2 separate regions of the Homo sapiens genome follow, and region 2 is linked to region 1. Evidence: read pairs that join two places in POLR2A ChIA-PET (ENCODE). Cell type or tissue: IMR-90. All regions are shown on one strand. Each heading gives the region's core, and the rest is flanking DNA. Links, peaks and the distances in the headings are about the cores only. Region 1 holds the start of GP5 (glycoprotein V platelet). Region 2 overlaps XXYLT1 (xyloside xylosyltransferase 1).

Region 1 (2,845 bases), core at 1-2,500:
AAAAACAACTGCTCCAGGAGCACCATCTTATCCAGCAGCGCACCTGGAAGATGCGTGATTTTGTTGCGCGACAGCCTCAGGGTTTTCAGTTTTATCAGGTCACTGAAGGTGCCGGGGGCAACGGCGGAAATGTGGCTGTCGGAGATCATGAGGCGCTGCAGGACGGTCATGCCGCTGAAGCTCTGGCTCTGCAGGACGCCGCGGCCCATTCCGAAGAGCAGGATGTGCGTGAGGTTGGTGGGCAGGCCTAGCGCGGAGATGCGCGCCACGTCGCCCCCCGAGCACTGCGCGGCGTCCCGGAAGACACACTTGCAAGCTGGCGGACAGGGGAAGGGCTGGGCGCGCAGAAGCCCGAGCACCGCGCACAGTAGAGTCCCCCTCAGCATGTCTGAAAAAGCAACCGTGGGAGTGTGGTCAACACACAGGAGCGTTCGCGCCTGTACTGAACCCTGGGATCCTGCACTTTGTGCAGAGGCACAATCCTTTCGCCAGAATTCTCACTCCCTCTTTTCTTAGGACTACAGATTTCCCTACGTGGTGAAAAGACACTCATTCTACACTGCGTGGCCTCATGCTTTTGCTTTATTGATTTTCCACTCTCAGTTTAAAGCATTGAGATTACAGAGTTTTCAAGCTACCGAATAGCCAATACTTTAAAGTCCTTACATAGAGAATTAAAATAATCATTCTCACATTCAAGCTCACAGACATCACAAAGCAATGTCCATTGTGAAAACGGCTCTGCTCTTGACTTTATAACTTACCCTGCATTGGCTATAACCAACAGTCAAGAAGGGAACAGCAAAGTCTGCAGCCACCACCATCTGATTCTTTTGCTCACAATCATGCTATTTCCACAGTACCAAGTTACTCTATTAAAGGACACCCCCAAAACAGCGAACACCTTCAATCAACAGCCAACAAAAGCATATAATAATACCTATCACTTTACGCCATGCATTGTTCTCAGCTCTTTATTTATACTACATGCATTTAATCCTTACAATAACCTTAGGAGGTAAGTATATTATCCCCGATTCAAGGATGAAGGCACAGAGGCACAGAAAGGCTCAACAGTATAACTAGGGTCACATAGAATTTGAGGGTAGTATTTCTGACTTAGCCATAAAGAGCTACTATTTCTAAGATGCTTAACTAAAGGTAATACTCACGGCACTGAATTTTCTGGGAAATGCACACCATACTACTAACCTGCCAAAACAATGTTTCCTAAGCGAAATTTTACATAAATTGCTTCTCGTGCAATTTTACTTCTCATGCACACACAGACTAAAGAGCCCTCTAATTTCCTATACTAATGTTTAAAATATTTGGCCTTACCTGAAATGGTTCTGCACTCCAAAGTAACTGAAAGACTTAGAGCTCTGCATGTGATTCGACACTTTCCACAGGAAGAGGGTGGTATCCTTGCATCCTGAGGATAAAGACTTTACCAGAGTAGGTCAGGAAAGGACCCTATCTCAGAGCCCTTGTTCTGGTTTTTAATGACAAATATCTTCAAACCGAGAGACCATATATAACCTGATTCCTACTGTCAAAGCCAAGAGCAGTGGGGAGAGTTTTTCCATAAATGGCACAATATAACTCTATGATGCCAGGGAAGTTCAGTGATACAGCTGGATCACTGCAGTAGCCACACCCCTAGATGGGCCACACTTCCCCTGGGTCTTCCTTTTCATGCCACATGGCCCTAATTTCCCACCCAGGTTTTTTTTTTTTTTTTTTTTTTTTTTTTTTTTTTTTTTGGTATGTGTTGTTTTTCTTTCTCCGCTTAGCAATAAAGCTAAGAACATTCTCAAATCCTCCATTTTTTTCTTCCTTTTGGGACTAATAAGGCTAAGAACATCTTTGAACTTGTTCAACAATGGCATTGCTAGGTTGCAGGATGCTCACTTGTTGTTTTTTTGGTGGGGGAGGGGGACTCTGTCGCCCAGGCTGGGGTGCAGTGGTGCGATCTCGGCTCACTGCAACCTCCTGCTCCCTGGTTCAAGCAATTCTCCTGCCTCGGCCTCACAAGTAGCTGGGATTACAGGCACACACCATCACGCCCAGCTAATTTTTTGTATTTTAGTAGAGACGGGGTTTTACCGTGTTGCCCTGGCTGGTCTTGAACTCCTGAGCTCAGGCAATCCGCCCGCCTCGGCCTCCCAAACTGCTGGGATTACAGGCATGAGCCACCACGCCCGGCCGCTCACATGTTCAGTTTAACTGGGGAAAGTCAAACTGCTCTCCAAAGTGGTTGTGTTGGTCTACGATGACACCTGCCATTTGTGAGAGTTCCTGTGCTTCCTCTCTGCCCACACGTGGCACTTCCTGCTTTTTGCCATTTCTATGAAAGATATCTCAGCATGATTTTAACTTTTCCTTTCCCTGTTTAATGATGAACTTGAACACCTTTTCACATAATTAAGGCCCACTTGTGCTTCATTTGAGAAAGCTGGGTTTCCTTTTGCCCATTTGTCTATAGGCAAAACGTGTCTACGTGTCTTTTGAACACACTGATAATGCTGTCTGCATTAAGACTTCCGGCCAGCCGCCCTGTCCGGGAGGGAGGTGGGGGGGTCAGCCCCCCGCCCGGCCGGCCGCCCCATCCGGGAGGTGAGGGGCGCCTCTGCCCGGCCGCCCCTACTGGGAAGTGAGGACCCCTCTGCCCGGCCAGCCGCCCCATCCGGGAGGTGGGGGGCGCTTCTGCCCGGCCGCCCCTACTGGGAAGTGAGGAGCCCCTCTGCCCGGCCACGACCCCGTCTGGGAGGTGTGCCTAGCGGCTCATTGGGGATGGGCCATGATGACAATGGCAGTTTTGTGGAATAGAAAGGCGGGAAGG
Region 2 (2,902 bases), core at 178-2,677, 810 kb after region 1:
GTGGCTCACTCGCCTCTCAGGGGGAAGCTATCTCCCAGAGTGTAAGATGCCAGTGGGGTTAGGACAGGAACCGGCTCACCCTGTTAAGAAGCCAGTCCTCACTAGGGCAAGAAGCCTGTATGGAGGACAGACAGAGGAAGTGCAAAAGCCAAGGGTTAAGGCAGAGGAGACCTACGCCAGGTCCCCGGAGACAAGCCGCTCTCAAACTGTCTTGTCATCGAGTGCCACACCCGCTGGACCCCACTCACGTGGTGGAGTCACTCCGCTGCTGCGTGCTCCTGTCCACACAGGGTGGGAATCCTCCTCACCCCCTCGGCCCCATCAAGGGCTTTCAGATTTTACAGAAACGTTCCGGCTCTTGCCATCTCAGCCACATCAGGCCCGACTTAGGACCCTCTGGGACCTTTACAACCCCAGAGGTCAGTGTCAGGCAGCCCCACCGAAGCCGCACACTTGGGCCCTCCTGACAGGCAGAGCCGGTGACAGGGCTCGGGCGAGGCCTTCAAGCCAGAACGGAGAGCTCAGCAAGCCCAGGCAGTGGGACGGCAGAGTGTGGGTCTGAACCAGAGAAAAAGGCTGCAGCACAGGAGGGATGACCGGGGAGCAGCAGGAACGCTGACCAGGAAAACCCGCCAGGCAAGGGGAGGCCGGGCCCACACCCTGCAGCCCACTCTCTCTGGAGGCCCAGCTATCGCCCGGAATATTCCAAAGGCTATCCAGAAGCCAGAGTAAGGGGACAGAAAACGGAAAAGCAGGCCCGAGACTCCGTCCAAGGCGGCTGACCAGCAGGACCTGGCCATCAGCAACTACACACAGGACTTGAGTACAGAAATGAGTCTTCTCCAGCCAGGGACAGTGCACAAAGTTCGGGACAAAGAGAAGACGCTCAGCAGAGTCAGCCCCAGAGGCGGCTTGGCAAACACACCAGAGGGACACACAGGGATCTGACACCATCTGGGCAGCAGCAGCTGCAGTCCAGGCTGAGGCCCCGGCCGCCCGCACACCCTGGCCCAGAATGCCTGCTCGGCCCCTCCCCCAGCCTTCACCCCAAGCCTTCAAGGCTAACCTCTCCTCATCCTCCTCAAAGCTTCCTCTCTGTGCCCTGACAGAACTGACAGCACCTGGTGCATTCTCCGTGCAAACAACCCCCACACCCCGCTGAAGTCAGGACAGGACAGGACGCTGCTCTGCTGACCTCTCGCCTCTTGCTCCCTGTGTGACACCCACTCACTTGGGGTCCCTCCACCAACCGGAAGGTGAGCTCCCCAAGGGCAGGACTGCTGTCGTGCCCCAGTGCCCTGAACACAGTGGGCAGGAGGACGGACTCCTCATGGGTGAGGCGAGGCCCAGAAAAAAGTTGGCTGACGTCCTGGCAAGAAGTAATAAGAGCCAGCTGATGCCTTTGACCGATAGCCAAGAATTTAAAAGAAGATCTTGACAAATTAAAAGACAGAATCTAATGAAGGGGACCAAAACGGGAAATATTACTGTTCAACCAATTTGGCAACTATTTTCATTAGCTTAGAAAGAGCTTCTGGCATTAAATTAGTAGAAAATGGTCTCTACCACGTTACTATTTTTAGCATTTTATGACAAATTTGCTCAGCTGTCCCTCTTCAGAATAAGAGAACCGAAATGCCTCAAATTTGCTCCATAAGAGCTGCCAGAAAATAGTTTTCACTGAAATCACTGGACACATGTTTATACCCTTTGTTCAGTATTTGTTCAGATGTTTTCACTCAGGCAAGTTCCTGAATGTCTGTTTTTTCCTTTGCTTTCTTCCACACCAAGAACCCCTGCTCCTCCCCCCAGCTGAACGCTGACAGTCAAGGGCAGCACCCGCCACAGCAGGAATCAGAGTTCTCCAGGCTTGGGGAACCATCAAGAAATGGCTATCCCACAAATTCAAGCTCCTGGTTGTGACTAACCCTAAGGAGTGTTCAGAGTCCACTGGATTCACCAGAAGCTGCGGGATTCCACCCCCAAAGGTTCTCCAGTGGGGTTCAGAAAAAGGGCAAAGGCAGGCCGGGCATGGTAGCTCACGCCTGTAATCCCAGCACTCTGGGAGGCTGAAGCAGGTGACTCACCTAAGGTGAGGAGTTCGAGACCAGCCTGGCCAACATGGTGAAACCCCGTCTCTACTAAAAATACAAAAATTAGCCGGGCGTGGTGGCTCACGCCTGTAATCCCAGCTACTTGGGAGGCTGAGGCAGGAGAATCGCTTGAACCAGGAGGTGGAGATTGCAGTGAGCCAAGATCGAGCCTCTGCACTCCAGGCTGGGTGACAGAGCAAGACTCCATCTCAAAAGAAGAAAAAGGGCGAAGGCAGTGAGCCAGCTCTGGCAGACTGAGGGGACCCCTAAAATAAAGTAGTTCAAGATAACACCTAACAAAACGGTATTCATTTAATTCATTTGATGAATATTTATTGACTGCCTACTATGTGTCTGTATCGCTCTGGGAACTGGGAACACAGCAGTGAATGAAACACACAGAACTTCCTGCCCCCATGGAGCTTACATCTGGGTGGGGCAGATAGATGATCAAAACAAACAAAAAAAAGCAAAATCCATTCCACATGAGCAGACGATAAGAACTATGAAGAGAAAGAAAGCAAGGAAGGGCCAGGGCCCTTCATCACAGAAGATGAGCACGATTTCACACAGGACGGCCAGGGATGGCCTCATTGCACAAAGATCTGGAGGAGGAGAGGGGGCAAGCCACGGAATGCCACCGGGAAGATCTGGAGGAGGAGAGGGGGCAAGCCACGGAATGCCACCAGGAAGATCTGGAGGAGGAGAGGGGGCAAGCCACAGAATGCCACCAGGAAGATCTGGAGGAGGAAAGGGGGCAAGCCACGGAATGCCACCAGGAAGATCTGGAGGAGGAGAGGGGGCAAGCC

What was found. Peaks named below come from ENCODE experiments on the same cell type or tissue, not always from the same donor. Only the 100,000 strongest peaks of a DNase experiment are listed, where the experiment ranks them.
Region 2: POLR2A ChIA-PET joins it to region 1 with 11 read pairs; 2 of 35 experiments call an interaction of 5 or more read pairs at or near these places.

The regions. Positions count from the first base shown.
Region 1 is chr3:194,397,897-194,400,741 of GRCh38, forward strand. It overlaps GP5 (glycoprotein V platelet), which reads right to left and starts at 1,370. Exons shown (of 2, transcript NM_004488.2): 1 at 1,342-1,370; 2 at 1-388. The coding sequence starts at 386. RefSeq lists enhancers at 2,200-2,753, 2,754-2,845. In IMR-90, for the core only: no CTCF peak of the experiment used is centred there; no DNase peak of the experiment used is centred there; H3K27me3 peaks cover 562 bases.
Region 2 is chr3:195,209,089-195,211,990 of GRCh38, forward strand. All of the region lies in intron 2 of XXYLT1 (xyloside xylosyltransferase 1), which reads right to left. Among named protein-coding and RNA genes, the nearest start is that of XXYLT1, 61 kb to the right of the region's middle. RefSeq lists an enhancer at 2,733-2,902 and a silencer at 2,828-2,902. In IMR-90, for the core only: no CTCF peak of the experiment used is centred there; DNase peaks (open chromatin) are centred at 1,373 and 1,693; H3K27ac peaks cover 2,500 bases.